Linked DNA regions of Homo sapiens: regions 2, 3, 4 and 5 are each linked to region 1. The links are chromatin loops, found by intact Hi-C in ENCODE. Cell type or tissue: gastrocnemius medialis. All regions are shown on one strand. Links, peaks and the distances in the headings refer to the core of each region. The heading gives the core; the rest is flanking DNA. Region 1 overlaps INHBC (inhibin subunit beta C). Region 2 overlaps LRP1 (LDL receptor related protein 1). Region 3 overlaps R3HDM2 (R3H domain containing 2). Region 4 overlaps STAC3 (SH3 and cysteine rich domain 3). Region 5 overlaps R3HDM2 (R3H domain containing 2).

Region 1 (5,679 bases), core at 277-5,276:
AGGGAGCCGCATGCTCCTGGTGAATGGCCCTGGTTCAGGAGCCTCGGATGGCAGTTGCTCCGTCTGTTGAGTCTGATTGCTGGGGGCCAATGAGGGCACAGTGACAGCAGACACCACTGCCACACCTACCCTTGGCCAAGGGTACAGCCACCTGTCTTCTATTGTCTGGGACTCAGGAAGGCTGAAAGTAGATCATCTGATGGATAGCTGTGCTTGACCCTCACAGCTCATGTCTGGCTACTGACCTGGGGCCTCTTTAGAGCCAGCTGCCTGGGTCTTCCAAACCTAGTGGTCAGCCAGCCGACCTACCCTCTGAGTCCCAGGATTGGCCAGCTGTGCTGCCCATCAGGCCCCTGCAGGGGGTGGAGGTCCTCCTCCCCATCAGCTCAGGTTTCACCATCTGGCCATGGTGACTGGGCCTGAAGTAGGGGTATGGGGGTGGGGGGGTGCAATGTGGACACGCATGATGCAAGAAAGAGGATGATTTCACATGCTCAGTCCCCAAGGTCTGGGACTTGGGGGAGGGAACGCCTTATGAGCCAGGTGGGGAAGGGCAATTTTCCCTCATACCTCTAGTCTTTCTAGCTTCACCACTGCTGCAGCAGTTTCCATGAGGCAGCTGTGAGTTCCAGTGGGTATTCCTCTGGGGCCCTTAGGCCAGAAGGAAAATTCTGGTCTCTTTATTTCTAGCACTGGGGCTAGGACAGGGATGAGGGTTTGGGCGGGTAGGAGAATGGAGCCCTCTTGCTCAGGCCCAGGTGGCAGTGCCACGAGGCACAGAAGTCACCCCCTGACCCTGCCTGTGCTGGCCGCCCAGAGTCCAGTTGGCCTGGAGCATGATGTGGAGCATGATGTGGAGGAGGGCCAGAGCCGGCGGGGGTTGGGGCGGGGAACGTGTTCCTGTGATGTCTGGGGAAGCCCAGAGAGGTGGTGGTGGTGGTGATGCAATCTTACACAGGGCAGAGTCCATCAGGACTGTCAGGGGGCATGACACTTGGGAGGGCCTATACCCAGCTGCCACTTCTCTTTCAAGGGACTGTGAGAGTTGCCTAAATTTGGGGCATCCTAGAAGTAGTGCCAGGCCTCCTTTTTTTCTTACATTTTTAAAATTTAAATTTTATTTTATTTTACTGAGGTAAGGTCTCAATCTGTTGTTCAGGCTGGAGTGTAGTGGCACAATCATAGCTCACTGCAGCCTTGAATTCCTGGGCTCAGACAATCCTTCTGCCTCAGCCTCCTTAGTAGTTGGGACTACAGGTGCGCACCACCACACCTGGCTAATTTTTAAATTTCCCACAGAGACAGGGTCTCGCTATGTTGCCCAGGCTGGTCTTGAACTCCTGGGCTCAAGCAATCCACTTGCCTCAGCCTCCTAAAGTGCTGAGGTTACAGGCGTGAGCCACCGCACCACCCTTCAGGCCTGTTAATGGGGGTAGAAAATGGGAGCTCTAAGAGCTTTTGACAACAAAGCAAGGCAAATACAGCAGTCTTGGTTCCCAGTCTCAGCCCTCCTGACCACATTTTCTCACTGTCTTTATTTTATTTTATTTTATTTTATTTTTTGAGGCTGAGTCTCGCTCTGTCGCCCAGGCTGGAGTGCAGTGGCACAATCTCGGCTCACTGCAAGCTCCACCTCCCGGGTTCACACCATTCTTCTGCCTCAGCCTCCCGAGTCGCTGGGACTACAGGTGCCAGCCACCACGCCCGGCTAGTTTTTTGCATTTTTAGTAGAGACGGGGTTTCACTGTGTTAGCCAGGATGGTCTCCATCTCCCGACCTCATGATCTGCCCGCCTCGGCCTCCCAAAGTGCTGGGATTACAGGCATGAGCCACCGCACCTGACCTATTTTTTATTTTATTTTTTATGTTTTTGAGACAGGGTCTTACTCTGTCATCCAGGCTGGAGTGTGGTGGCCTGATCACAGCTCACTGCAGCCTTGACCTCCTGGGTTAAGTGATTCTTCCACCTCAGCTTCCAGAGTAGCTAAGTCTACAGGTGCGTGCCACCACACCAACCACACCACACCACACCACACAGGCTAATTTATTTTTTATTCTTTTGTAGAGACAGGGTCTTGCTGTGTTGCCCAGGGTGGTCTCAAGCTCCTGGGCTCAAGCGATCCTCTCACCTCAGCGTCCCAAGGCGCTAGGATTATAGACATGAGCCACCACACCCAGTCCTCACTGGCTTTAAATGGGGGGGGACCCAGACCCCTCCACATTGAATTCATGAAGGTGGGCCTCATGCTAGCTTTTCTCCTTATGCCCCAATTTCTCCAAGAAGCTTGATGGGGAGAAAGCTGTGGGGGAAGTGGGTGTGATTTGGAAATGTGTCTTTACTCCACTTTGCTCATCTCCCCTCTGTTTAGATGATGGGGGCTGTCAAGAGAGACTATTAGATCTAGGCGACAGGGTTCCTAATTGGAAGGCTGGACCTCAGTACCACCAGTGTCCACCATGTGGCAGTGCCGTGCCTCTGGACAGCAGCTGGCTTGTAGCTGGCTGGAGCTTCCCAGGGACAGGGAAGGGGCAGCTCTGGGGAATGGAGTGATGAGGAGTGCCCCTCGACCTCTCACTCTGGGGACGCTGCCTCCCCCACAAGAGACAGGGACAAGCTGGTTCCTTTGTTCTTTCCCCATCACACTGCCAGAGAAGAGAGACTGTCTTCAGGATCCACATCACTGCTACCTTTGGTTTTGGACCTCATCACACAAACACGTGGCAATGGAGCTTGGTGATGTACCAGGCTCTTCCTAGAACCTCAGGGCACTCTTTGGTGGGGGTGGAGTGGGGTGGGGGCGCACTGAGACGATTAGACCCTCCTGTCCACCCTGCATTTCTCCCCAAGCTCTGAAACACATTCAAGAGCTCTGTCCAGTGTTCTCCCCAGCTCCCAGCAACCATTCTGTTGGTTGGGCTGGGAAATGACAGCCCTCTACCCCCTCGGGTCTGGAACATTGGTCAGCAAAGTGGAGGTATCTATCCATGGTGGTGCCTCAGACGGCTTACCTGTTGGTATCAGTAGGCAGTCAGGGGAAGTGACAAGAAGTGGCTGCAGGAGTCACTGACCCCACCTCTCCCCACCCTCACTGTCAGATGCCCCCAGTTTCCAGCTCTTCCCACCCGCTTGCTGCTGTGCCTGGCCTGGCCCTACCTCCCCACTGACACTTACGTCAGAGCTCAGCTATAAATACGCTCTTAGCATCTTAGTCACTTTTCCCAAGAAGTGCTCCTGGGTTATAAATACCCCAGCCATCTGCCTCACTGCCTGCCCTACCACCAACCTGGTTGGGGGCTGGGGGATAGCGACAGGCTTGGGGGTGGGTAAGGAAGTAGAAGAAGTGGGAGTGGTTATCTTGCTCAAATGAGAAAAGCCTGAAGGGGTCCAGAGGTAGGAGCTAGGAAGCTCTAGAAGAAAATGTTTAGAAGAAGACAGACCCACTCTCTCCCCTTATTACAAAAGACAGAGCCAAAAAAGAAAGGGAATAATGCTGATCCTGTTTTTATTTAAAAGTAGGCTATTTTGTTCATCATGGATTTTTTGCATTAATTTTGACTTTAAAATAATATTGCATTAAAGTCCTATCTTGATTAATAAATTGTTCACCACCCCCTTAAAATTTAGCCCCCCCAGGTGAATGACTCACTTTGCTTTACCCCAGTCCTAGCCCTGGAGACTAAGCTGTAATTGGGAAGGAGGTTAGATCTGGGGGTCGGGGATGTGTGGGGGAGACACCAGAAGGCCTCCTTAGATTCTCCTTAGATGAAGGTCTCCTCAAGTCAAAGGTGGGATAACTTCCATGGGTTGCTCAGGAAGCCCTCAAGCTCAGATTTACAGTCCCCCAGGCAGTCCTTTTCAGACTTTCTCCTCTAGGGTTCCTATTTCAGGGACCTCTTACCCTCATAGGAGGGGGTCATAAACTGAGCAAACACAGACATCACGTTTACCAAAGAACACATGGGTTTTGCGCAAACTCGGCCTTGGGCTGCAGACATTATCGACCTCATGGTTCAGGACTGTCCAGCCAAAGGGAGGAGATGTGGGGGAGGACGGGCAAAGGTCTAAAAAGGACCCAGTCTCAGAGCAAATGCCACCCTCTCCTCATCCAGGCCTTCCTCTTCTCCCTGTCCCACTCCAGCAGCCCTTGCCCATTCCAGCTTCCAGGCAGGACTCCTGGGTGGAGCACTGGGGGTGGGTGAAAGGAAGGCAAGTCAGAGGTCCTGGCAGCCAGCTCTGAGCATGCCTCTGCCTCCCACACTTGCGTGCCCACAGCTGGTCAGTTTACTGGATGACCAAGCATAGATCTGTCTCATCTTTTGGAGGGATTACAGAGGGAACAGGTAAAGCCTAGGTTTTTATTAGCCATGAGACCTCAAAGATGGTTCTGGAAGGATGGAGGGACGGGGTGCCTAAGAAAGAAGAGGCATAAAGTGTGAGATGGATACAATAGTTCAGTTCTGAGGAGACCATGTGAAGAGACAGCAGAGTAGGCAGACTACAGCATAAGCAGGCAGGCTCTGTGTCATCTGGGGTGCCAGTTAGGGCCCTTGTAGGAGATAGAGGACTTTTCAGCTGTCTGTTTTTGCTTCATCAAGAGAACTTAGTGAAGGAATTATTTACAGAGGTATAGGCAGAGTTAAGGGAACCAGTATGAGATGTTGAGGCCCCAGGGACTAGCAAGATAGAAAGCCTTTAGGACCCCCTAGTGTTGAAGCAGTTATATCAGAATGTAGGCAGAGCTGGGGCCATGGAAGGGGGTAGCCAGGTAGTGTAGGGACACAGAATAGCCACAGTTACACAGAACCATGACACCTAGACAGAGAGGGAACAGGGATAAGAAATGCCCTGACCTCAGCAGGAAGCCAGAGGGCAGGGGAGCTCAGGTGATAGAGCTCAGGCAAGTCAGCCCTTAAGGGCATAGAGAAAGGCAGAGAAGGACAAAAAATGGATGAAGGTATGCAAAGAGAGCTTTAGTAGTTCACCTGGACAACTAAGAAGGACAGGGGCTCACAACAAAGAGGGGGGTAGGTAAGCCTCTATTTTGGGCAGCAGTGATCTAAACTTTGGTGAATCCAAAGAAGGGCCTCTCTGGAGATCCACAAAAATTGGGGGAAGGGGTTGTGTCAACTCATCTTGGAGTGGGGACCATTGAGTAGAAAGGACAGGAAGGCATAGTGGGTTATGGGGTCTATTAAAGGTGAGCTAAGGGTGTCTTTGCCTGGGAACCAGATGGCATTGCTCATGGTTGGAGATGGGTCTGAGTCCCTGGAGTGGGGCTAGCGGGATGGACTAGCGGGATGGACTATGCCCTAGGAAAGAGGGTAGTGGTCAGGAAGATGGCACAGTGACTTGCTTTAGATGAAGGTTTCTTCAAGTCAAAGGTGGGGTAATTTCCATAAGATGCTCAGGAAGAGGGAGTCCACATTCTGGACAGAGAATGAGGTCATTCCCTCCTCTCAAGGAAGTGCACTTCTGTAGGGGCGTGTTTTCCCATGCAACCTTGGGCTGCCCATACCACACATAGACTAACTGCACCCACAGGCCTCTACTACCATGTCAGGTATGTCAGTCTTGACAATGTTGCTGTCCCTGTCATAATAGAGCAGAGACAGGGGGCGCCGGGCCGTGGGTACACAGCATGAGCCCCCTCCAGTGGTGCCTGCAGCTGTGTTGGCCTT
Region 2 (5,679 bases), core at 424-5,423, 240 kb after region 1:
CTGAGGCTGTGGCTGAGGTTGTGGTATGACCAACACCTAGACAGAGATAGGGACAAGCAAAGAGACTGAGAGACAGACACATCCCTTGAGAGCCCACCCCAGGGATGCACGCAGATGCCTTCACGGGGACAGGGCACACAGAGCGAAATACAGAGACAGGCGCACACCTAGCGGCACCCCAACACACAGAGGAGCACAGCAACAGAGGTGAGCACACCTGCACCCAGACGAGCACACCCAGACAGTTGCTCAGTGCGCTCACCCTCTCTTTGTCTTGGCAGAGAGCAAACACCCACAGAGGTGGACACACACACTGAGACATACACAGGTGTATGCTGTCACTGGCAGCCCAGAAGACAAGTGGGGGCACATACAAAGAAATGGACAGATAGATATGGGACGTGACAGCCACACACACGAGTCAGGAAAAGGACCGGTGCTGAGAGGACGAGGCAGATTCAGAGACACCCAGGGAGACAGGCAGAAGCCAGGAGGCAGGAACCTGGGTGCCGGGGTGGGGGTGGAGAGGAGAGAGGCAGGAAGGGGCAGAAATGTTCAGGCTCAAGGCCAAAAGGCCTTGAGCCAGAACCCTGAGCCCACGTTCCAGGCACGGGGGCTGCTTCAGTAGTAGGTGGGAACAGTGGGCACACCTAGGCGTAGGCTGTCCAGGACAGAAGCCCATTACCAGGGTCCTGGTCTTCTGGGGGCCGAACCCACTGCATCTCTCCTCCTTTAGCTACAGTCTCAGGCCACCTGTTCTCTCTCCAGTTACACACACACATGTGTGCGCGCTCGCACAAACACAAGTGCAAACACACACATGCACACTACTCGCCCTGTCTCTGGGTCTTTGCCTCTGTCCCCCTGTCTCTCCGCCTCTGGGTTTCTGCCTCTCATTCGGTATCAGCTTCTGTCCCTGGTTCTCAGCCTCTGTCCCTGGTTCTTCCCATCTCTCAGGCCAAGGTGAGGGCTTCCCACCTGCCTCCCGGGTGGGTAGTTTGAGAAACTGCCTCCTGGTGGACCTTCTCCTAGCAGGTCCTGACAGGCGGAGTGGGGGATGCTGACTGGAGGGGTATGCCTTCCAAGCTGCAGCGGGGGTCCCTTGTCGCTCTGCCCAGGATCTTGAGGTGACAGGCAGAGATCAGTGGCTCCCGGGGGGCACCAGATGCACCGATGGCAGAGGGGCAGGGTTGGGGCTGGTGGTGGTGGGAGCAGGCAGGCGCTGGGGCAGGGAGGGGAGCTGGCTGGCAGAGGGTGGAGGGGTGTGGCAAAATAGCCGGAGAGAAGGAAGCGAGAGACTGGGCTGGGGTCCCCCGCAGGTGCATAATGAGTGCTGAGGCGGGGGCTGTGTGGGGCTTCAGGATAGGCGGTGCTCCAGGCGTACAGACACCACCTGGTGGCCAGATTGGGACACAGACCTCCTACTCGGCAACCACGGATTCTGTTTCCCCGCAGTTGCCCATCCAGGGCCCTTTTGAAGGCAGGGGAGGATCTCAGAGTTGGCTTGGAGGATGAGGTTGGAGAGAGCTTCTGAAGGCTAAGAAGGGAAGGGGAGGGCTCCTCTTTCCACAGGTGCCTAGACTTGTAGCTTCCCCAAGGCAGAAGGAAGCCTGGGAGGAATCTCCTGGAGTTGAACCAGTGAGGGAGGAGGAATGAAAGGCAGCACTTCCTGGTTGGGAGTTGGGTAAGGGATCTTCAGACATTTGCAGCCACCCTTCCTGAGCTCATATTTGCTGTACTGGGACTCAAACCCTCTCTAGTCCTGGGCAGTGTAAACTGTGCAACTTTCTGCAAGAAGTTTCCCCCTCTAGGCAGGGGTTGAAATGGACCTGGACACTTTTGATTGACAGTTTTTTCCTGTTACCCCCTGGAATGACTGAAATGATTGGTGAGCTGGAGCTGCTGGGGGCCTAGAGGGCCTGGCAAACTGGTCTTCCCAGCTCTCCTTTACCGCAGGAGACACCTGGCTCTGGAATGCAGCATTTTACTTCGCATTTGATTCATTAGTCTCCACAAAGTGAGACGTCAGTGCTTCAAGAGCAGACTCAGGCAGAGAGAACCGCATGGGAGGACCCTGAAGGATGAGAAAACCTTTGCAGCCTCAGTGTATTCACTTCTTATAGTGGGGCTTCTCACTGTGGGTGATCATTTTGGGTAGGGGGGTGGTGTCTGGTAGAAGTGAATGCAGAGAAACAGATCTGAGTTAGTGTCCTAGACCCAGAGGGAACACAAAATCTGGAGACTCGAAGTCATGGCTGAAGGTCACACAGCCAGGAGAAGCAGATCTTCCATGTCAAGTCCAGTGCCACCCGCTTCCCGGGCACAGTAAGATGGAGAGGGGGAGGGCCCTGGGAGAAGGGCACTAAAAACCACGCGCCAGCCTGCCTCCAGCACGGGGCAGGTCTCCCTCTGGTGGCCGAAGCAGGAAAGCGCAGCCCCAGCTCCCAGCGTCTCTCACACACAGGCAGACACCAGCGGCTTTTTTTCTTTCTTTTTTTTTTTTTTGGCCTTTTTTTTTTTTTTTTTTTTTACAATTTTATTTATAACAATATCTGTGTTATTTAGTTGTAAAGGAATTCAGCAAAAATTATTAAAACGTTCACGTCCCCAAAACGGGGCTGCCCGCTTTCCCTTCCTGGGTGTGGCCCACCTCCTTGGCGTCCCCAGGGGAGGGGAGGCTGGAGGAATGTTTACCAGAGGAAGTCTCCAGCCCTGGGAACCTCGGTGGGGGCCCTGGAGACAGGGAGGGCCTGTCTGGGAGGGGGGTTGAGCATGGCCATCTCATAGGTGCCCCTGGAGTTGGGGCTGGGGTTTGGGGTGGCCTCCCCCAAGAACTAAAACACTCCATCCTTTCCCGCCTACCTCACCCAGAGCCACGTCTTCCAGACAGGGGCAGCAAAGAACTCTCCCTTCCCAGAATTAGCCCTCAGGAAGCTGTGGGAGCGGGCAAGCAGGGATGGGGCGAGAGGGGAGAGCCTTGGCAAAGTGTCTTATACAGGGAGGGGAAGGCTGCACCACCAGCTCTCCCAGTGGGGTGCGTTCTGGTGGGAGGGTAGGAGGTGCAGCCCCAAGCCCTCCCTGCCTGTCTCCCTGAAGGCAGCATGGGGGTGCCAAGGAGCAGGCAGGGAGGGGATGGAGAAATAATACTGTGCTCGCTTGCCGGCTTGCTCGCTCACATATAAAATGTAATTCCTTCATTTTTACATTTATACATCCGGCGGGGCCAGGGAAGGGCTGGCTGGGGAGGGGCTCACTGAAGGACTTCACTGGCAGGGGGCAGGAGGCTTTCTGGGGGCAGTCCGACGGGGCAGGGCCCTATGCCAAGGGGTCCCCTATCTCGTCCTCAGGGCCCCGGCCCAGGAGTTCTCGCTTCTCGTCCGTGCTGGCCAGGGAGTGGCGACTGCCATGGCCCCCCATGTAGAGTGTGGCATACACGGGGTTGGTGAAGTTGGTGGGCTGCAGGGTGACAGAGGGTTCAGGTAGGGCTCAGGAGCTGGGCCTGTAGCCCAGGTTACCCCACCCCCACCTCCGTCCCTCACCTAACCCAACACCTTTGGTTAGGCCACCCACGGCCTCTTGGCACTCGACCCTGCCCGCCTCCCAGCCCACCTTGTCAGGGTCCAGGGCAAAGTCAGCGTCCAGTAGGCCTCCCACATCATCAGGCTCTCCGCCTTCGTACATCTTGTAGGTGGGGTTTCCAATCTCCACGTTCATGGCCCCGTTGGTCATCCGTTGGTGCTGGAAGCCCTTAGCCCTGGGGAAAGGCAGGAGTATAAGGAGACAGAGATTATTGGGGGGGAAGGCTAGGATGGCAAAATAATGACCAGAATGTTCCAGAATCCCTGTGACTCACCCTTGGACTCGCCGCTTATACCAGAATACCACTCCGGCCACCAGAACCAGCAGCAGCAGCAACAGCAGAGGGATTAGGATGGAGGCTATATCTGGAGGGAAGAGGTGGGACACTGAGTCACCAAGGCTCAGGGAAGCAGGAGGCACACGGTCCCCCTGCTCTAGGTCCCGGTGGCCCTGCCTGCCCCAACCCCTGCCACCTACGTCCTGGCTGCTGCTGGCTGAAGACGTGCTCCTCACACCGGGGCCCTGTCATGTGGGGTGGGCACCTGCAGAAAGGAGGGACACGGCTGAGTAGGTATAACCTCCATAGCCACTGCTGCCAGGAAAACAGGGCGGGGGGTGGGCACTGAGGCCTGACGGTCCTCCTGCTCAAATCTGGGGAAGGGAGCGATGATCTATGCCTGGGTGAAGCCCGGGCCCAACTCACTGGCACTCAGGCATCATTTTGCTGTTCATGGTACAGGAGCCGCCATTGCTGCAGTGGCCGACGCAGGTCAGACAGCTGGGGGCCACCCGGCCATCCGTGCAGCTGCAGGAAGGAATCAGAGGCTGGGGCTGGGGCTGGCAGAGGCGTGCCTGGGATGCTGAGGAAGGGAGGGGCAGGGCAGGGCTAGGACAGGGCAGGGGCCCAGCTGGGTGGAACTGTGGAGGAGGGCCCCACTCACTTGCAGGTGACATCCCCACTCTGCTTGTTGACCACACAGGCCCCTTCGAGACAGCGGCTGCACTTGTTCACCTCACACCTCGATCCCTCAAAGTAGGCAGTGCAGCGGCATTGTCGGGAGCCATCAGCAGCCATCTGGCATGTGCCAAAGTTCTCACAGTAGCCAGAGCACTGCCCTGTGGTTGGGGAGGGAGAGAAGTGCCTCAAGCCCCACCCTCATGAGGGCTCTCCATAGGTTGAACAGAGCTTTTCTGTTTGCATAATCTTGGTGCAGGGGGTGCACTGCCTCAGGGGAAGTGTGCCAGCACCTTTGTGGGGAAGCGCCAGCAGCTTGGGCCTGGCTCAGCTGCATAAGGCCTTCTTTCCTGAACTTGCCCCTGTGGGTCCCAGGCACAGGTTGAACATCACCCCATGCTCTGGGGTCCCCCGTCACCCTCCCGCATGCCCTGGGGCCCAGGGATGGCTCACTCACGGTACTGGCAGCGGTCGCCCAGGAAGCCGGGTAGGCATCGGCACTGGGGCTGGTTGCCCTGGTTGACAGTGCAGGTGCTGTTGTTGGCACAGTAGCCCGCACACACCTGCTGGGTGCATTTGGGGCCCGTGAAGCCCGTGGGGCACCGGCACGTGGGCATGCCTGGTGGGAGAGGATGTGTGAGCGCGACTGTGGCCCTCGAGACCACCTGGCCCTATAGCAGAGGAATGGGCTGGGGGGACCTGGGCGAGAAGCAGAGACTGGAGTGACTGGATGCTGGGTTGTGGAAAGGAGGCTGGAGGCGAGGCAGGGGCTGGGCATTTGCCTGAGGTGGGGTGGTGGGTGGCGGGGCTGGGGCCCAGGGGCAAGGAGCAGGCGTGGCGGGATGAGGGGGCATACCAGAGGGGGAGGCAGCACAGGTGCCCCCATTGCGACAGTGCTCCCAGCACTGGTCCAGTTCACACTTGTCACCCGTGTAGCGGGGTTGGCAGCGGCACTTGGGCTGCCTCCGTGCATTGAGGAAACAGCTGCCACCGTTGAAGCACTGCAGGTTACAGGTTCCAGGCCGGGGAGCTGCAGGAAGGGCCCGTCAAGGGGCAGAGCCAGGGGAATAGGAGGAGAGGGACAGGCAACAAGGTCAGGGGAAGTCAGGAGCCACAGGAAGGAGATGGTCCTGAGGCATGGCTGG
Region 3 (5,679 bases), core at 193-5,192, 140 kb after region 1:
CTCAATAAAGTTTTTTTTTTTTAAAGAAATGAACCCAGGGACAGCATTTATTAAATAACTCTTTTCTGGGTTAAAGGAAGGCTGCTGGAAAAAATGTACCCGTGTGAAATACGAGTCTTGTGTATTTGTTAAGTATGGATACATACCTCCTGCTTAATGCATTTGATGTTTCTTTAGGAGTCCATAGAGGCCACTGTATTCTATTGAAGAACATGTCTAACAGTAACACTACTCAAGAGACCCTGGAAATAATGAAAGAATCAGAAAAAAAACTGGTGGAAGAATCTGTAAACAAAAACAAGTTTATATCTAAGACTCCAAGTAAGGAAGAAATTGAGAAAGAATGTGAAGATACCAGTTTGCGTCAGGAGACACAGGTAACGATTGGAAATGCATTGTATGCACACTTTTTTTTTTTCCTTTAGAGACAGGGTTACCCAGCTCTGTCTGTTACCCAACCTGGAGTGCAGTGGCACAATTAGGGCCCACTGCACCCTCAAACTCCTGCATCAAGAGATCCTCCCACGTCAGCCTCCCAAGTAGCTGGGACTACAGGCATGTGCAACCACATCCAGCTAATATAAAAAAATTTTTTTGTAGAGACAGGGTCTATGTTGCCCAGGCTGGTCTCAAACTCCTGGCCTCAAATGATTCTCCTGTCTTTGCCTCTCAAAATGCTGGGATTATAGGTGTGAGCCACTGTGCCCGGCCAACATTCTTTATACCTGAATAAAAGTGGAGATGTGTAAGAATCAGTCACTTTTAGAAACACTTGATTCTCTTTAAAAACTCCAGCTTCAACTCTCAAAAGAAATCTTCCCTTTTTGTCATATAGTCCACAATGAAGTCTAAAAAGGACAGAGTAAAATCCCTAATCTATTTGGGCCTGAGTTCACTGGTTCTTGCTGCATTTTGACTTTTTTTATTACCAAAAAATAAACTGTACACAAACGCATATTTAATAAGTCATAAAATGACTCATATAATAAACTCTTAAAACTTGAGCTTCCTGGCTTTACACACAGTGTTAAATTCATATCCTGGTTGTGTTAAAGCAGTCAGCATTTTTCTGGGTCAGAAATAGCCTCTGAACTTGCCACTTGGTAAATGTGAGTAAAAGGAATTTCACTCTTTGTTTGCCATGTTTTTCATCCAAATTCGTACTGTAGTACAGAAATGATGGTAGTAGATAGTTAGCCAAACTTCCTTGTGGGGTTCTTCTTTGGTTTCTGCCTGGCCAGCCCAAACTCTGAGCCTCCTCTCATCTACCTGTTAGAGCCCTTATTCTGTGGTCACTGCTGGTTTCTTCTGTTACCCAAGCCCAACAAATCCTTTCCTTCATGCCCAGGGGTGAAAACTGGTTTTATTATAAGTCAAGAGACAGACAATTAACACTAGCAAGAAGTTAGATTAAAACACCGGAACAACAACATTTTAGAGGGTCTGGAAACTTGAAGCATAATTTTTCTAGACAATTCAATTCACATAAGGTTTGTCTTCTTTAAAGATTAAAACAGCAATAATATAAAGGAATGAATTAAAATTAGACAGCTCTCTGAGATATTTTGTTCTCTAGCTGCCTGCTTTTCTACTGTTTTTCGTCTTACAATTCACCAGTCTCTGCCCTGGCTGTTTTTCTTTCCATTATTACATGTTAGTTGTCATTCCCTGCCCATTCTTCCAGAGCTTGTGGAGACAATCTGCCACTGTTCCAGCTGTACTTCCAGCCTCCACTGATACAAATAATGAATTTTAAATATTCAGGACAGATAAGTGATGAATGTTTCATTATGTGCTGTCATGTTACATGAAAGATAATAATTAAATGACCTTTTGGGTCTAAGTTATTCTATTCTTAGGAGATAATTATAAATGGTGTTCTGAATTCCTGTTTTGTGTACTTCTTGAAGCTAGGCAGAAAAGAAGGGACATCTATAGTTTTTTTTTATTTTTTGAGGCTGAGTTTCACTCTTGTTGCACAAGCTGGAGTGCGATGGCACAATCTTGGCCCACTGCAACCTCCGCCTCCCGGGTTCAAGCGATTCTCCTGCCTCAGCCTCCCGAGTAGTTGGGATTACAGGCGCCCGCCACGACACCCGGCTAATTTTTTGTATTTTTAGTAGAGGCGGGGTTTCACCATGTTGGCCAGGCTGGTCTTGAACTCCTGACCTCAGGTGATCTGCCCGCCTTGGCCTCCCTAAGTGTTGGGATTGCAGGCAGCACCTGGCCCCATCTATAGGTTTTATATGCTTTATGGACACTTGCTTAGTTTAAAAATGTCTTCAGGCCGGGCGCAGTGGCTCATGCCTATAATCCCAGCACTTTGGGAGGCCAAGGTGAGCAGATCACTTGAGGTCGGGAGTTCAAGATCGGCCTGGCCAACATGGTGAAACCCTGGCTCCACTAAAAATACAAAAAATTAGCTGGGCATGGTGGCATGTGCCTGTAGTCCCAGCTACTTGGGAGGCTGAGGCAGGAGAATTGCTTGAACCCAGGAGGCAGAGGTTGCAGTGAGCCAAGATCACCCCACTGCACTCCAGCCTGGGTGACAGAGCGAGACTCCAAGACTCCAACTCAAAAAAAAAAAAAAAAATTCACCTGGAAATACAAATACAATGTCTCGGGGTTTGGAAGGGGACCTGCCTCCTCTCTGACTTGACTCCTTTTGCTGCTGGTAGAGCAGGTGGAGCTGCTGCTGCCATCTACTGGAGCTCTTGTTCCTTTTGCAAAGTATTCAGTCTTGTCAGCCTCCCTGGATCCTATGGAGCAGTACCTTAAGAAGCACTCTACTCTCTATGCATTTCCCAACATACCATTTACCCCTTCATCAGCACTAAAAATTCTGCTTCTGAGCTGGGCATGTGGCGTGTCCCTGTAATCCCAGCTACTTGGGAGGCTAAAGCAGGAGAATGCTTGAACCCGGGAGGCAGAGGTTGCAGTGAGTCAAGATTGTACCACTGCACTCCAGCCTGGGTGACAGAGTGAGACCCTGTCTCAAAAAAAAAAAAAAAAAAGAGCATGGCTGGGTGCAGTGGCTCATGCCTATAATCCCAGCACTTTGGGAGGCCCAGGCGGGTGGATCACTTGAGGTCAGGAGTTCGAGACCAGCCTGGCCAACATGGCGAAACCCCATCTCTACTAAAAATACAAAAATTAGCTGGGCCTGGTGGCGCATGCTTGTAATCCCAGCTACTCGGGAAGCTGAGGCAGGAGAATCACTTGAACCCCTGGGAGGCAGAGGTTGCAGTGGCCCAAAATCGCACCACTGCACTCCAGCCTGGGTGACAGAGTGAGACCCCGTCTCAAAAAACAAAACAAAACAACAACAAAAAAACCCAGCATTTCTGCTTCTCCAGCCTTCCCTGGTTTTATACCCTAGAAGTCTCCCCAAGAATCTAAGTGGTCCTTTCAAAAAAGTCCCTGTTATGAATTGGAGCTGAAAAGTTTGGGGAAAAGGGACGTTCATTACATATAATGTGTGAGATATGTCCTTGGGATCAGCAAGTGAAACTCAGAACATCTTTTGCATGGAAACAATGCTAGAAAATGCAGGTTCTGAGATTCTGTTTAGAATGGGCAAGTCCTCAACACATACTGAATTTAGGTGTGTCCTTTTTTTTTGTTTTGAAATGGAGTCTCGCTCTGTCACCCAGGCTGGAGCGCAGTGGCGCAATCTTGGCTCACTGCAACCTCTGCCTGCCAGGTTCAAGTGATTCTCCTGCCTCAGCCTCCCAAGTAGCTGGGACTACAGATGCGTGCCACCATGCCTGGCTAATTTTTGTATTTTTAGTAGAGGCAGGGTTTCACCATGTTGGCCAGGCTAGTCTCAATATCCTGACCTCAGGTGATCCATCTGCCTCAGCCTCCCAAAGTGCTGGGATTACAGGCGTGAGCCGCCCCGCCCAGCCAAGAATGTCCTTTAGCCAACTTGGAGGCCAGGCGCGGTGGCTCACGCCTGTAATCTCAGCACTTTGGGAGGCCAAGGTGAGTGGTCATGAGATCAAGAGATTGAGCCCATCCTGGCCAACATGGTGAAATCCCATCTCTACTAAAAATACAAAAAAATTAGCTGGGTGTGGTGACGCATGCCTGTAGTCCCAGCTACCCAGGAGGCTGAGGCAGGAGAATCGCTTGAACCCAGGAGGCGGAGGTTGCAGTGAGCCGAGATCACACCACTGCACTCCAGCCTGGCAACAGAGCGAGACTCCATCTCAAAAAAAAAAAAATAGCCAACTTGGTAAGACCTCTTAGTTGGGCTTTCTGCCTTTAAACTTGTAATCCTTTTTGATAAATGTACCATATTGTTTTAGAAAGGTGGTTGTGAAATAAAGAACTGCCTGTGTTAACTCTCTTCAAACATTCTGTGTGTCTTACTGCTTTAAGCCAAGTCCAATATTTCTCAGCATGTTATATTGTGACCTAGTCTCTTGCCTGTCAGCCATCACCTCTGACATCCAATGCATCAGCATTATCTGATTCCTTGGTCCCTGTTATAAATAGGAGCTGAAAATTTGGGGAAAGCATGCTTTTGTACATGCTTTCTCTGCCTGGAATGCCCACCTTAATATTCTTATCCTGACCTCCTCCAACTCCTACCCCTACCAACATCTGTCTAAAGCCTATTTATCCTTCAAAACTCAATCCAGATGATGTCTTTCTCTAGGAAGCCTTTGAAAACCTTATTCACCTATTTGCAGGTCTATATAGTATAATTCTTTGATCAATGTCTGTCATCCTTACAGAACTATAAGTACTACGAGGTCCAGGATTAGGTCAATTTTGGCTCACCATTTTATCTCTAAGGCCAACACAGTGCCTTGCACATAGCAGGCACTCAATATCTGTAAATGTATGAATCTATGGGTTGCTAGGTCTGAGTCAGACGCTTCTGCTGTGTGCTCCTGTAGCACTCCATGAGTACCTCTCTAGTACACTTAATGTACTGTATTGTAATTGTCTGTCTGTCTTCTCCAACAGGATTATGAGTTCCTTTTTGACAAGGTTTGTGCCTTTTATCTCCATATCCTCCAGTAGCTAGCATGATAACATGGTGTATATTAGGCTTTTAATATATGTTTGGCTGTTAAAACTATCCATTCTGGGAAATAAGCAGATTCATTCATATATTGTTGGTAAGAGTCTAAATTGGTACAACCACTTTGAGGGGCAATTTAGGAATACTTTATAAAAAACTTTTAAATGGACTACAGATATACTATATTTATATATATTCAATGATATGGTCATTATTTATACTAACAAAAGGTCAGAAACATCCTAAATGGTGAAACATTAGAGACTCGTAAAATAAGTTATGGTATAGCTACACAGTGGAATACTATGTAGCCATTAAAAATGGGGTAGATCTTCTATAGAATGATACTCATGAAAAAAAGTTTAAAAACAAGGTTCACAGTAGTATGTATAATATGTTTATTTTTATTTTTATTTTTTTTGAAACGGAGCCTTGCTCTGTTGCTCAGGCTGGAGTGCAGTGGCGCAATCTCAGCTCACTGCAACCTCCACCTCCCAAGTTCAAGCAATTCTCCTGCCTCAGCCTCCCTAGTAGCTGGGATTACAGGTGCCCACCACCACGCCTGGCTAATTTTGGTATTTTTTAGTAGAGACAGGGTTTTGCCATGTTGGCCAGGCTGGCCTTGAACTCCTGACTTCAGGTGA
Region 4 (5,679 bases), core at 250-5,249, 210 kb after region 1:
CCATTCTCCTTAGAAGGAGAATAGTGATTCTGCGCATGTCTCAGCTCCCAAGCAAGCAAAGTTGTGTTTCAAACATCATATAATGCTCTGCCTGGAAGGAGTTCTAATAAATACTTTCCTCCCTCACTTTACATCACCAGTGATGTTTTTAAAGTCCTTTATAGATTGGTGTCCTGGGTATTGCCTAGCTGACCCTTCCCTAATCTTCCCCGCGGCGCCCCCACCGCCACCCAACACACACATGGGTATCCATCTACTCAATCCCACCTCTCCCTTCCTTTCCTCCAAGCCTTTCTCTGCCTTCCCAATAATGTCTTCTTTCTCCTCCCATTCGATTAGCTGCTGCCAATCGCAATGATCCTGTGTTTGAAACCCTGCGCACTGGGGTGATCATGGCAAACAAGGAACGGAAGAAGGGACAGGCAGATAAGAAAAATGTGAGCACTGTACCTCCCCACGAGGTCCCTCCCAGAGATCCCATGGAGCAGGTCATTTTCCCATTTGGAAAGCTGACAGAAGTAATGGATTGTCTTCCCCTAAAATTGCACAAAACTCGGCCAGGCATGGTGGCTCACGCCTGTAATCCCAGCACTTTGGGAGGCCGAGGTGGGCAGATTACCTGAGGTCAGGAGTTCGAAACCTGCCTGGCCAACGTGGTGAAACCCTGTCTCTACTAAAAATACAAAAATAAAAATAAAAAATCCGGGTGTGGTGGTGCTCGCTTGTAATCCCAGCTACTTGGGAGGCTGAGGCAGGAGAATCGCTTGAACCCGGGAGGCAGAGGTTGCAGTAAGCCACTGCACTCCAGCCTGGGGGAGAAAGTGAGACCCTGTCAAGAAAAAAAAAAAAGGAAGGAAGGAAGGAAAGGAAGGAAGGAAGGGAAAAGAAAAGATAAATGTACATATCTGATCAAAAAAATCAACTGCAAAAAACAACTAGAAATCTGGCCTCAAACTTGTTGATATGGAGGTTGGACACAGATAAGGGATTTCTATGGAGTGAATTAATGACTTGTAAGGCACTAGCAATGTGATATGGCTGCTTCCAGAAGGGCTAACATACTCTTGGGTTATATTCTTTTAAGGGAATTATAAAAATTGTGCTGCTCTTTTTTTTTTTTTTTTTTTTTTTGAGATAGAGTTTCGCTCTTGTTGCCCAGGCTGGAGTGCAATGGCACGATCTCGGCTCACCGCAAACTCTGCCTCCCGGGTCCAAGCGATTATCCTGCCTCAGCCTCCCGAGTAGCTGGGATTACAGGCATGTGCCACCATGCCTGGCTAATTTTGTATTTTTAGTAGAGAGGAGATTTCTCCATGTTGGTCAGGCTGGTCTCGAACTCCCGACCTCAGGTGATCCGCCCACCTCGGCCTCCCAAAGTGCTGGGATTACAAGCATAAGCCACCGCGCCTGACCATGCTGCTCACTTTTTACTTACACACTGGAGTATTTTTAAAGGCTGACAGCATAGTCAAGGACCTGGAATCTGGTAGTGAATTCCCTGTTATTTAGCTACATTCAAGCAGAATGTGGGTGACCCACCTGATAGGATGTTTTAGGGAAAGTCCCTGCATGGCCGGGCACAGTGGGTCACGCCTGTAATCCCAGCACTTTGGGAGGCCGAGGCTGGTGGATCACGAGGTCAGGAGATTGAGATCATCCTGGCTAACACGGTGAAACCCCGTCTCTACTAAAAATACAAAAAATTAGCCGGGCGTGGTGGCAGGCGCCTGTAGTCCCAGCTACTCAGGAGGCTGTGGCAGGAGAATGGCGTGAACCTGGAGGCGGAGCTGGCACTGAGCCAAGATTGCGCCACTGCACTCCAGCCTGGGTGACGGAGGGAGACCCGTCTCAAAAAAAAAAAAAAAGTTCCTGCATTAGGCAGATGGCTGAACTAGATATTTCCTCCAAGGCCTCTTCCAACTCTGAGATCTCTGAGATCCCATTATTCTATAGTTCTCTGACCTGATTATAGACAGCCAGGGCATGTGTTCCCAAGACAGCGTCTCCCTAACTCTGGTGCCCCCTCCAGCCTGTAGCAGCCATGATGGAGGAGGAGCCAGAGTCGGCCAGACCAGAGGAAGGCAAACCCCAGGATGGTGAGTGTTACCCACCTCCATCCAGAGATGGAGTAGGATCAGAGGCTCAGCTGTGGAACAGAGGGTGGAGGAGCAAAGGGCAGGCCAGCTTTGGATAGACGAGGCCCTTCCACAAAAGGGTAAGAGAATAAGAATTGCCCTCCAGGAGACAGACAATTTGTTGGTGTTTCCTATCCCAGGAAACCCTGAAGGGGATAAGAAGGCTGAGAAGAAGACACCTGATGACAAGGTAAGAATCCTTCCTCCCTGCAAGGAACCCAGTTCTCTCCCCAACCCAGCTCTGACACCACTACTCATGGCCCTGGCAGAAGCTCACTCTTTAACTCCTAGGCTTCCCATCACTTCTGACCCACACTCTCCATCAACTTGCACACCCACCCACGACCAAAACACTTCTCTCAGTTCAGGGACCTAGAAGAGAGTTGGAGTGTAGAGTGTGTGGTGAATGTCCCTGCCTTGGAATCCTGCCCCTCAGTGTGGGGTAGAGGAGCCCTAAGACTCATCATTCCCTTGCACCCCCAGCACAAGCAGCCTGGCTTCCAGCAGTCTCATTACTTTGTGGCTCTCTATCGGTTCAAAGCCCTGGAGAAGGACGATCTGGATTTCCCGTGAGAGGCCTTGGGGCAGGGGGCTGGTACTGCGGAGTGAAGAGGAAAGAGCTGGGTTCCCCCAAGGGAAAGGAAAAGGGGGGACTCAGGGCTTGGAGCCTATTGATGCTGGACCCGGGGCACAGCAGGGGACCTGCTATGTGAGTGAGGCCCCTCCCTTCCCCTCCCAGGCCAGGAGAGAAGATCACAGTCATTGATGACTCCAATGAAGAATGGTGGCGGGTGAGAGAAATGGCTAGGGCTAGGGTGGAGTGTGGGTTGAGTCCAGAACCCGACATTGAGAGATGGACTCTCCCTACTATCTTCCCTAGGGGAAAATCGGGGAGAAGGTCGGATTTTTCCCTCCAAACTTCATCATTCGGGTCCGGGCTGGAGAACGTGTGCACCGCGTGACGAGATCCTTCGTGGGGAACCGCGAGATAGGGCAGATCACTCTCAAGAAGGACCAGGTAGGCTGTTGCCCCAACCCAATCCCAGGCCTGAATGCTCCCTAGCCCACCACACTCCTTGGAGAGCTTAACCATTAATAAGACTAGGGTGAGCCCCTGTAAACCCCGGCTCCCCTGCTGTCCTCTCCTACCTTTTCCTTTGATTCCTCTCCTACTTCTGATCCTTTAATCTTCTAGATCGTGGTGCAGAAAGGAGACGAAGCGGGCGGCTACGTCAAGGTCTACACCGGCCGCAAGGTGGGGCTGTTTCCCACCGACTTTCTAGAGGAAATTTAGGCGTGCGGGCGCCTGCAAGCGGGAGACACCCACACCCCATTCTGGGCGGGCCCAGTGGAGTTTGGGGAGGGGGGCGAAAGCAACGGGACTGCTGGGAGAGGAGGGGTAGGAAGGCCCGCCTGAGCGCGACGGGGCTTCCGGGAAGGGACTGGTTCTCGCCCCCTTCCCCAGCCTGGGGCCTCGGATACCTGCTGCCCAGAGCAGCCCGGACCCGAAACCTTTCAGGCCCCGCTTGCAAGAGCTGGAAAAAAACGCGTATCTACTAGGAGGAGCCAGGGACTGGGGCGGGGGGCGGGGGCGAGGGAGGGCGAACTGTCGAATGTTGCGAATTTATTAAACTTTTGACAAAACTTAGAAAAGTTGTTATTTAACTGGGGTTGAGGAGAGGGCCTGCGGAGGGGTGGAGAATCCTCCCTAGCTGTCCCGCCTCGTTACCATCGGGTAACCTGAGACCCATCTGGGCTGAGGTTGGCGGGAGGTGGGAAGTGCGCCCGCCAGGTGAGGCCTCTGTAGTCAGTAAAGAAAGGGGAGCGCAGGGCTGGAGTCGCCGCCCCCGCGCCCCAGCGGTTGGGAGCAGGATCTTGTAGTAGGGTAAGTCCCCCCTTGCTCTTGGCGATTTAGCCGCAGGCAGCCCCTTGCATTTCGGAATCTGGCTTGGCGCCGAGCTAGGCCGCCAGGGGGCGATGCAAGATCTCGGTTGGAGAGCGAGGGATGGGGAGGGGGTGGAGGGTGGGTAAGGGGAGACAACCAGAGACACCAAGCCCGAGACCCTGGGCCTGGGAGGGGGTGGGGTGCGTGCCGTCTCCATGGCAACACTTCCTCAAGTCCTCCGAGAACCGAGCTAGCTAGGCCGGGGGCCTAACCCCACCCGCGCGGCCCCTGCCCTAACCCTTTCCGACAGGTACCGAGTGAGAACGGAGGGCAGACAGCTAACCGGCTCTCGCGGAGACACCCCTGCGGAGCACCGTATGCAAATGTTATTATTTGCATATGCAAATATGCAAATACGCCGGCCCTGGTCAGGGCGGCAGGTGGCGAGGAGCAGGAAGGTGTGGGGAAGGGAGCAGAAGGAGACGAGGAGTTTGGGGACCTGAGAGCGGACCCAGTGAGAGGCAGGCTGGGGTGGTCGCTGGAGTGGGGCAGGCGTGTGTGGGGGGGGTCTTGAGCTCGATGCCGGGTGGGGGAGGGTCGGCTTGGCCAGCCAGGAGCTCCTCTTCTCGTCTGCCCGTTGTCTGCCAGGACCGAGGTTGGCACCGCCTAGCAAGGTTGGCAGCGGGAGCCCGGGCACCATCTGCTGCTGGCGGGGGGAGGGCAGAGGCTCAGCTGGGCTGGGGAAGAGGAGGCCTGGGACGGGCGCGCCCCCCTTCCAGAAGGCTGAGGTGTGATGGGGGTAGGGAAGCACACAAGAAGACTCTGCAGAACCGGGTTCAGTTTTCTGTTCCCTTTGCCCTTGACGGTCCCGGATGCCTGAGGGGGTGGGGGCGGAGTCATTAAAGAAGACCCCCCCCTTTAATCGCGATTGAGCTGGAATAGGAACAGATCACAGGCAAACACACACACCAACCACACGCAAATCAAGCATTCTGTCCTTATCCTTCCTTGAAATCCACCTACCAGGAATGTATGAGGGGAGGGACCGCGAGGGCTCGGGTCGTCTCTATTCATCAAGGTCTGAGGGACTCAAAATCAGAGCCCCCCGAGATCCTCGAGAGACCCCCGCCAATGCTAAGGCAAAACCAATTTACTGGCTCATTGGGCGGCAATGCTGGTGTGCGGATGCCGAGAAGCAGGGAGAGCGGCTGTTCTCCCCCAACACTCGGGGGGCGCCCCCCTCCCTAGCCTCACTGAGCCGGCAGCTGTCCCTAATTAGAGCGGCGGTTTAATTGGATTTATCAGCAGTTAATAGGAAATTAAGCAAAGGGCCCGAGAGAAGGGGGGCGGGAAAAGCGGGGAAACAGGCTGTGCTGAACTAGAAGGAGGGGTGCTAGGGTACCAGGGGTGGGGACATGTGACCCAGTGTCCCGATCGAGCCCCACGGTCACACCCTCCCGTCATTACTCACCAAGACTCTTAAGCCCTGGCCCGCGGGCCGGAGAGCAGGTCCCCAGAGAGGGCGGCAGGCGTGACAGCGACCCTATGTGAGCTCCCAGCGCCCTCCATCCCCCTAAACGGCGCCTGGGTGATGGATGATACTGCCGCATGCTGCAAAGGTCATAAGTCTGGGCCAAGGAGCAGACTGAATTGAAAACA
Region 5 (5,679 bases), core at 237-5,236, 190 kb after region 1:
TGAAAGATGATCAAGTACAAATACATATAATTAACTTTGAACTGATGAGTGATTTTAGAAATTGCATGGCAAATTGGTCTGGGAATGGCTTGAAGTTGCCTCTCCTTCCCATAGGGGAGGACCAGGAAGCAGCAGCTGTTTGCCAGGAGCTGTGTTCATCCCTCTACTGCTTCACCACTCCTCTCTTCTCTGTCTTCCCAGCCCTTCTGTAGGGTTTCTGCAACCCCCTGGCTCTGAGCAGTACCAGATGCCTCAGTCTCCCTCTCCCTGCAGTCCACCACAGATGCCACAGCAGTACTCAGGTAAGAGGATAAGGAACTGTGGGTCTTGGGCACTGACAAGAGCAAACATTGCTGAAGGGCCTGTGCTCTAGAGCTGGGAAGGGCAAAAAGAGTTCAGGTATTGGGTCTGTCCCCACTGTGACTCCATCACAAAGAAAAAACAGTCTTAGCTGGTGTTTTCCAAGGGTACTGAAGCTGACCTCTCAAGATGACACTGGGGCCAGGCACACTGGCTCACACCTGTAATCCCAACACTTTGGGAGGCCAAGGCAGGAGGATCACTTGAGCTGAGGAGTTTGAGACCAGCCTGGGCAACATAGCAAGACTTTGACTCTACTAAAAAAACTTTTTTAAAAGGCCAGGCATGGTGGCTCATGCCTGTAATCCCAGCACTTTGGGAGGCCAAGGCGGGTGGATCGCTTGAGCCCAGGAGTTTGAGACCAGCCTGGCCAACATGGTAAAACCCCATCTCTACTAAAAATACAAAAATTAGCCAGGCATGGTGGTGCACACTTGTCATCCGGCTACTTAGGAGGCTGAGGCACGAGAATCACTTGAACCTGGGAGGCAGAGGTTGCAGCTCATGCCACTGCACTCCAGCCTGGGCAACAGAGCAAGACTCCGTCTCAAAAAAAAAAAAAAAAAGAAAAATTATGGCCAGGTGCGGAGGCTCACGCCTGTAATCCCAACACTTTGGGAGGCCAAGACGGGCAGATCACCTGAGGTCAGGAGTTCAAGACCAGCCTGGCAAACATGGTGAAACCCCACTTCTATTAAAAATACAAAAATTAGCTGGGCATGGTGGCGTGCATCTGTAATCCCAGCTACTTGGGAGGCTGAGGCACAAGAAATGCTTGAACCCGGGAGACGGAGCTTGCAGTGAGCCGAGATCGCGCCACTGCACTCCAGCCTGGGCGACAAAGCGAGACTCCATCTCAAAAAAAAAAAAAAACAAGCCAAGAGTGGTGACGCACCCAGTAGTAACAGCTGCTCAGGAGTCTGAGGGGAACAATCGCTTGAGCCTGGGAGGCTGAGGCTGTAAGGAGCTGGCATCGTGCCATTGCACTCCAGCCTGGATGGACCCAGATAGGGAGTGGGACCCTGTCTCTAGGGGGAAAAAAAAAGAAATGACATTGGTTGCCTCAGCCCTGAAAAGCTATGTCTCTGCATTCTTAGTTTTCTTTGTTTTTCTTTTTTCTTTTTCTTTTCTTTTCTTTTCTTTTTTTCTTTTTTTTGTTTTCTGAATCTAGCACTATACTCACATGCCTTTGGGTCATGAAATGAAGACACAGAAGACCTGTGTCTTCTGTACTTATCCTTCATATAGACAGCATTTCTTTTCTCTTGGGAGGGTGAGGGAAGTTGATAAAACGCTTTTTAACTTAGAGCTTAGATTTGTTTAGCAGCTTTTGTTGTGTGCTCACATACATTGTAACATTTTAATTCTCACCATAACTTTGTGAGGAGGAAATTTAAAACTCAAAGAAATTAAATGACTTGCCTAAAGTCACAATCCTCTAACTTGAATTTGGGTCTTTTGACTTTCCGCATCCCATACTGAGTCTTCAACACATTTTCAACACTTTTTTTTACTCAATTTCTTTCTCTCCAGTGGAAAATAAATGGACATCATGTTACACAGCTAAGGGCCCTCTTTGGAGAGGCCAGCCATTCCAAGTTAATAAGTTTATGCCATGCAGCCTTTCACTGCCTTTGCCAAGAATTCCCCTAACACGCAAGTACAGCTGCCCTTGTTTGTATCCCTTTCACCCTACCCTCAAATAGCAATACACTGCAGTTAAAGAAACTTTAGGGGACTGTGTGCAGTGGTACACACCTGTAATCCCAGCACTTTGGGAGGCCAAGGCAGGAGAATTTCTTGAAGCCAGGAGTTCGAGACAAGCATGGGCAACAAAGCAAGACCCTATCTCTACAAAAAATTTAAAAATTAGTTGGGCATGGTGGCATGTGCTTTTAGTTCGTCCCAGCTACTTGAGAGGCTGAGGCAGGAGGATCACTTGAGCCCAGGTGTTTGAGGCTGCAGTGATCTATGATGGTGCCACTGCATCATGGTGATGTCACCCTGTCATCATGGAGAGCAAGACCCTGTCTCAAAAAAAAAAAAAAAAAATCTGGAAGGAAGTCTTTTGTTTTTTCTTTTCTTTTCTTTTCTTTTTTTTGAGACAGAGTCTTGCTCTGTCACCCAGGATGGAGTGCAGTGGTGCAATCTCGGCTCACTGCAACCTCCACCTCCCAGGTTCAAGCAGTTCTCCTCCCTCAGCCTCCTGAGTAGCTGGGACTACAGGCGCCTGCCACCATGCCTGGCTAATTTTTGTATTTTTTTTTTTTTTTTTTTTTAGTAGAGGCAGGGTTTCATCATGTTGGCCAGGCTGTTCTTGAACTCCTGACCTCAGGTGATCCGCCCGCCTCGGCCTCCCAAAGTGCTAGGATTACAGGTGTTGAGCCAGCTTCCCAGCCCAGCTGGGAAGGAAGTCTTTTTTTTTTTTTTTGAGACAGAGTCTCTCTCTGTCGCCCAGGCTGGAGTGCAGTGGCGTGATCTCGGCTCACTGCAGCCTCTGCCTCCCAGGTTCAAGCAATTCTCCTGCCTCAGCCTCCCAAGTAGCTGGGATTACAGGCACATGCCGCCACAGCTGGCTAATTTTTAAATTTTTAGTAGAGACGGCGTTCACCATGTTGGCCAGGATGGGCCTGATCTCCTGACCTCATGATCTGCCCACCTCGGCAGGAAGTCTTAATTTAGCCTCCAACCATCTCCTTTCCACTCTATCGTGGGAATGTCAGAGTGCCCTCTTCTGGTGAGAGGGAGATATTTTGTCAATTTTCCCTATTTAGAAATGGAATATTTTCACTTGAAGATTTTTTGTACGTCACTATGTTGGATGCTGTGGAGTAGATTCCAGAATTAATCTTACTCATTAGACATGATCAGTTCTTACCTTTAAGGAGCAATGACTTCCAGGCCAGGCATGGTGTCTCATGCCTGTAATCCCATCACTTTGGAAGGCCAAGGAGGGTGGATCACTTGAGGCCAGGAGTTCGAGACCAGCCAGCCTGGCCAACATGGCAAAACCCCATCTCTACTAAAAATACAAAAATTAGCTGGGCATGGGGGTGCACATCTGTAATCCCAGCTACTTGGAAGGCTGAGGCATGAGAATTGCTTGAACCCAGGAGGCAGAGGTTGCAGTGAGCCGAGATTGCGCCACTGCACTCCAGCCTGGGCAACATAGCGAGACTGTCTCAAAACAAAAAAAAAGGAGCAATGACTTCCGCCTTCATACAGGCTGAGGTTTTTAATTCAAAAGTCCTTAACTTTTATTATGTTATTGGTCTCTCTGGCTGTTTCTCCTAGTGTCTGCCAGGGGCACTTGGCCTTAAAATTTCCAGTGGGGTATAGATATTGCAGAAACCAGCTCCAAGAAGCACTGTAGCCTATGGTGGTGCTGGGTACTGCGGGGCATTTTTTCTCCTGCATGTACATGTAGGTATACTTGTATGTGCATTTTTGTGTGTATCCTTTGTGGCATGTCCTTATATCTATTGGGTCACTGTGGTTACATCTATTCATCTTCAAATGCAAGATCTTTGAACCATAAACAAATCAAGTGAAAAGAATTTTTCATTACCTACTCTGTCATACTAGGTTAATTTAAGTAAACTAAAACAACAGTTCTGGAAGTTGGCAACACTAGAAATCTGGACCAGGGTTAGAAGAAAGAGATAATTAATGTAGGCTTCCCACGTCAAAAGAAATGGAGAATCCCTCTTTATCGTCTGTTTTCCTTGCTTCTTTGGAATTTTCTCAGTTTTATCTCCTTTGTTCTTAGTTACCCTGGTTGATCCTAGGCTTCTGACTGACCCCTTGTACTTTTCCTAGATAGTGGTATCTTGTGTTCTACCCATATCATGTAAAATACTGTATTCACCATATCGATCTTATAGGTCTTTAATCCCTGTTTGTGGAAATCTAAGAGGAGGTGGAAAAAGGGAAACAAGTGCTTCTTGTGCCTCGTTTACCCTATACTGAAAAGATAGACAGCAGGCATAACCCACAAGGGCCCCTCTGTCACCTTCAGAGGACAGTTGCCTGCCCTTCTCTCATGTAGCAACATGGTCACTTTTCCAAAAATAAAGGCAGGGATTAGGATTAGCTGTTCCTGGAACAACTGTTCTGGTTTATTAATACATTTTTGTAGTTGCCCTGTTTACCCCCAGGCCTGAACTTTAATTCCTTCACTATAGTATGAGACATAACTCTAACCCCAGGAAAGACTTCTCCCATTAAAATGATGGTTGCAGGTCCCTTGAGGTTTCTACAGGGGTGCTTGTCTGGGGAAGATGCACACAGACATGAAATGGCAGTGATACCTATACAGAGACTCCCAACTCACAGTGACACAGCAGCATGGACAGAGTGAAATGCATACAGAAATAGCCTCTCACATATTTACTGGCTCATTGTTTAGCTGAGGGGTTTCCAAAGCTGAGACTGCTCTTTCGTCTTCCATTTAGTGAAGATATCCTACTCCCCCACCAAAAAAAGGAAAAATACCAAGATATTATTGGATTCTATCTTTTAATTTGGGAAAGATGCCTGTGGATTTTATTTCTCCAAACAATTCCTTTCCATAGATGTGATTTCTGGTGGTAAGAAGCCTATCAGTCTTCTACCTCAGTGATTTAAAAAAACAAAAAAACAAAAATGAAAAACAATTCTGCCAGACATAAATGTCATCTGTTTGTATTTATGCGGTTTGCTGTGCCCAATCGACCTTTCTGCCCAGGTTTAATGATGCCACTTAAAAAGCCATTCACACGTCCCCTCTCCTTTCAGAGCTTTCAAGCTGAAATTGATTTCCTTATTCAACCCCCCCTCCCACTTCCCACTGGCTGCCAACCCATGCTCCTTCCCCCAACCTGATTATATGGAAGTGCTGTCACTGGGCAGAGGGTTTTTTTTTTTTTTTTTTTTTGCCACGTCTATTAAGAAGTAGTGACAGTTCAGCTGCTAACAGATGCCACCTGCTTTGGGCTCGAGGAAGAGAAGCATAAAAATCAGCTCATCAGTGGAGTAGTGCTCTGTGTTCTCAGCTAAGTGAAGGAACAATGCTTCAGGCCAGCAGGGGAGGACTCAGTGTGGGGAGGAGCTCAGGACAGAGGCTGCAACTAAAAACCCTGGCTTTGTTTTTGTTGGGAGCAGAGATAATAATATGAGGACTTTGTTTTCTTTCCCTCTCCCTGTGACCTCCCTAATAGCTCCTTATGACTACCTGCTGGTATTAGAGCTTCCACTGCCTTGCTTATGCTTATTTCTACACACTCACCCCCTTCTCCACCTTTCCTGGCCCAGGGCATTAGGCTCAGATTATGAGCTGCT

What was found. A loop is a pair of places that touch in the nucleus more often than their neighbours do. Peaks named below come from ENCODE experiments on the same cell type or tissue, not always from the same donor. Only the 100,000 strongest peaks of a DNase experiment are listed, where the experiment ranks them.
Region 2: a loop joins it to region 1, with 5 times the contacts of the local background. A loop is called at or near these places in 27 of 110 quality-filtered maps.
Region 3: a loop joins it to region 1, with 12 times the contacts of the local background. A loop is called at or near these places in 97 of 110 quality-filtered maps.
Region 4: a loop joins it to region 1, with 5 times the contacts of the local background. A loop is called at or near these places in 3 of 110 quality-filtered maps.
Region 5: it touches region 1 in a loop (10-fold over the local background); 79 of 110 quality-filtered maps call a loop at or near these places.

What each region holds. Positions count from the first base shown.
Region 1 is chr12:57,449,870-57,455,548 of GRCh38, reverse strand. INHBC (inhibin subunit beta C) reads right to left here. Exons shown (of 2, transcript NM_005538.4): 2 at 3,487-5,679. The coding sequence ends at 5,527. INHBE (inhibin subunit beta E) reads right to left here and starts at 242. Exons shown (of 2, transcript NM_031479.5): 1 at 1-242. The coding sequence starts at 12. RefSeq lists an enhancer at 269-563. In gastrocnemius medialis, for the core only: CTCF peaks have their summits at 2,238 and 2,450; DNase peaks (open chromatin) are centred at 878, 2,488 and 3,168; H3K27ac peaks cover 3,831 bases.
Region 2 is chr12:57,210,192-57,215,870 of GRCh38, reverse strand. It overlaps LRP1 (LDL receptor related protein 1), which reads right to left. Exons shown (of 89, transcript NM_002332.3): 82 at 5,391-5,564; 83 at 4,992-5,153; 84 at 4,521-4,695; 85 at 4,283-4,384; 86 at 4,057-4,121; 87 at 3,854-3,944; 88 at 3,610-3,754; 89 at 2,510-3,456. The coding sequence ends at 3,316. Among named protein-coding and RNA genes, the nearest start is that of NXPH4, 3.8 kb to the left of the region's middle. RefSeq lists an enhancer at 677-1,199 and a silencer at 2,433-2,482. In gastrocnemius medialis, for the core only: CTCF peaks have their summits at 1,190, 1,390 (motif pointing left) and 2,414 (motif pointing left); DNase peaks (open chromatin) are centred at 1,383 and 2,380; H3K27me3 peaks cover 863 bases.
Region 3 is chr12:57,304,962-57,310,640 of GRCh38, reverse strand. R3HDM2 (R3H domain containing 2) reads left to right here. Exons shown (of 24, transcript NM_001394031.1): 3 at 178-377. The coding sequence starts at 213. Among named protein-coding and RNA genes, the nearest start is that of STAC3, 57 kb to the right of the region's middle. RefSeq lists an enhancer at 2,581-2,875. In gastrocnemius medialis, for the core only: a CTCF peak has its summit at 2,707 (motif pointing left); a DNase peak (open chromatin) is centred at 2,693.
Region 4 is chr12:57,241,562-57,247,240 of GRCh38, reverse strand. It overlaps STAC3 (SH3 and cysteine rich domain 3), which reads left to right. Exons shown (of 12, transcript NM_145064.3): 6 at 340-437; 7 at 2,030-2,096; 8 at 2,276-2,325; 9 at 2,619-2,704; 10 at 2,875-2,926; 11 at 3,016-3,153; 12 at 3,331-3,783. The coding sequence ends at 3,429. Among named protein-coding and RNA genes, the nearest start is that of STAC3, 6.8 kb to the left of the region's middle. RefSeq lists an enhancer at 4,110-5,013. In gastrocnemius medialis, for the core only: CTCF peaks have their summits at 3,361 (motif pointing right) and 4,097 (motif pointing right); DNase peaks (open chromatin) are centred at 3,423, 4,412 and 4,720; H3K4me3 peaks cover 1,553 bases; H3K27ac peaks cover 5,000 bases; H3K27me3 peaks cover 390 bases.
Region 5 is chr12:57,261,354-57,267,032 of GRCh38, reverse strand. R3HDM2 (R3H domain containing 2) reads left to right here. Exons shown (of 24, transcript NM_001394031.1): 19 at 202-302. Among named protein-coding and RNA genes, the nearest start is that of STAC3, 13 kb to the right of the region's middle. RefSeq lists an enhancer at 2,953-3,247. In gastrocnemius medialis, for the core only: CTCF peaks have their summits at 2,902 and 3,101 (motif pointing left); no DNase peak of the experiment used is centred there; H3K27ac peaks cover 4,582 bases.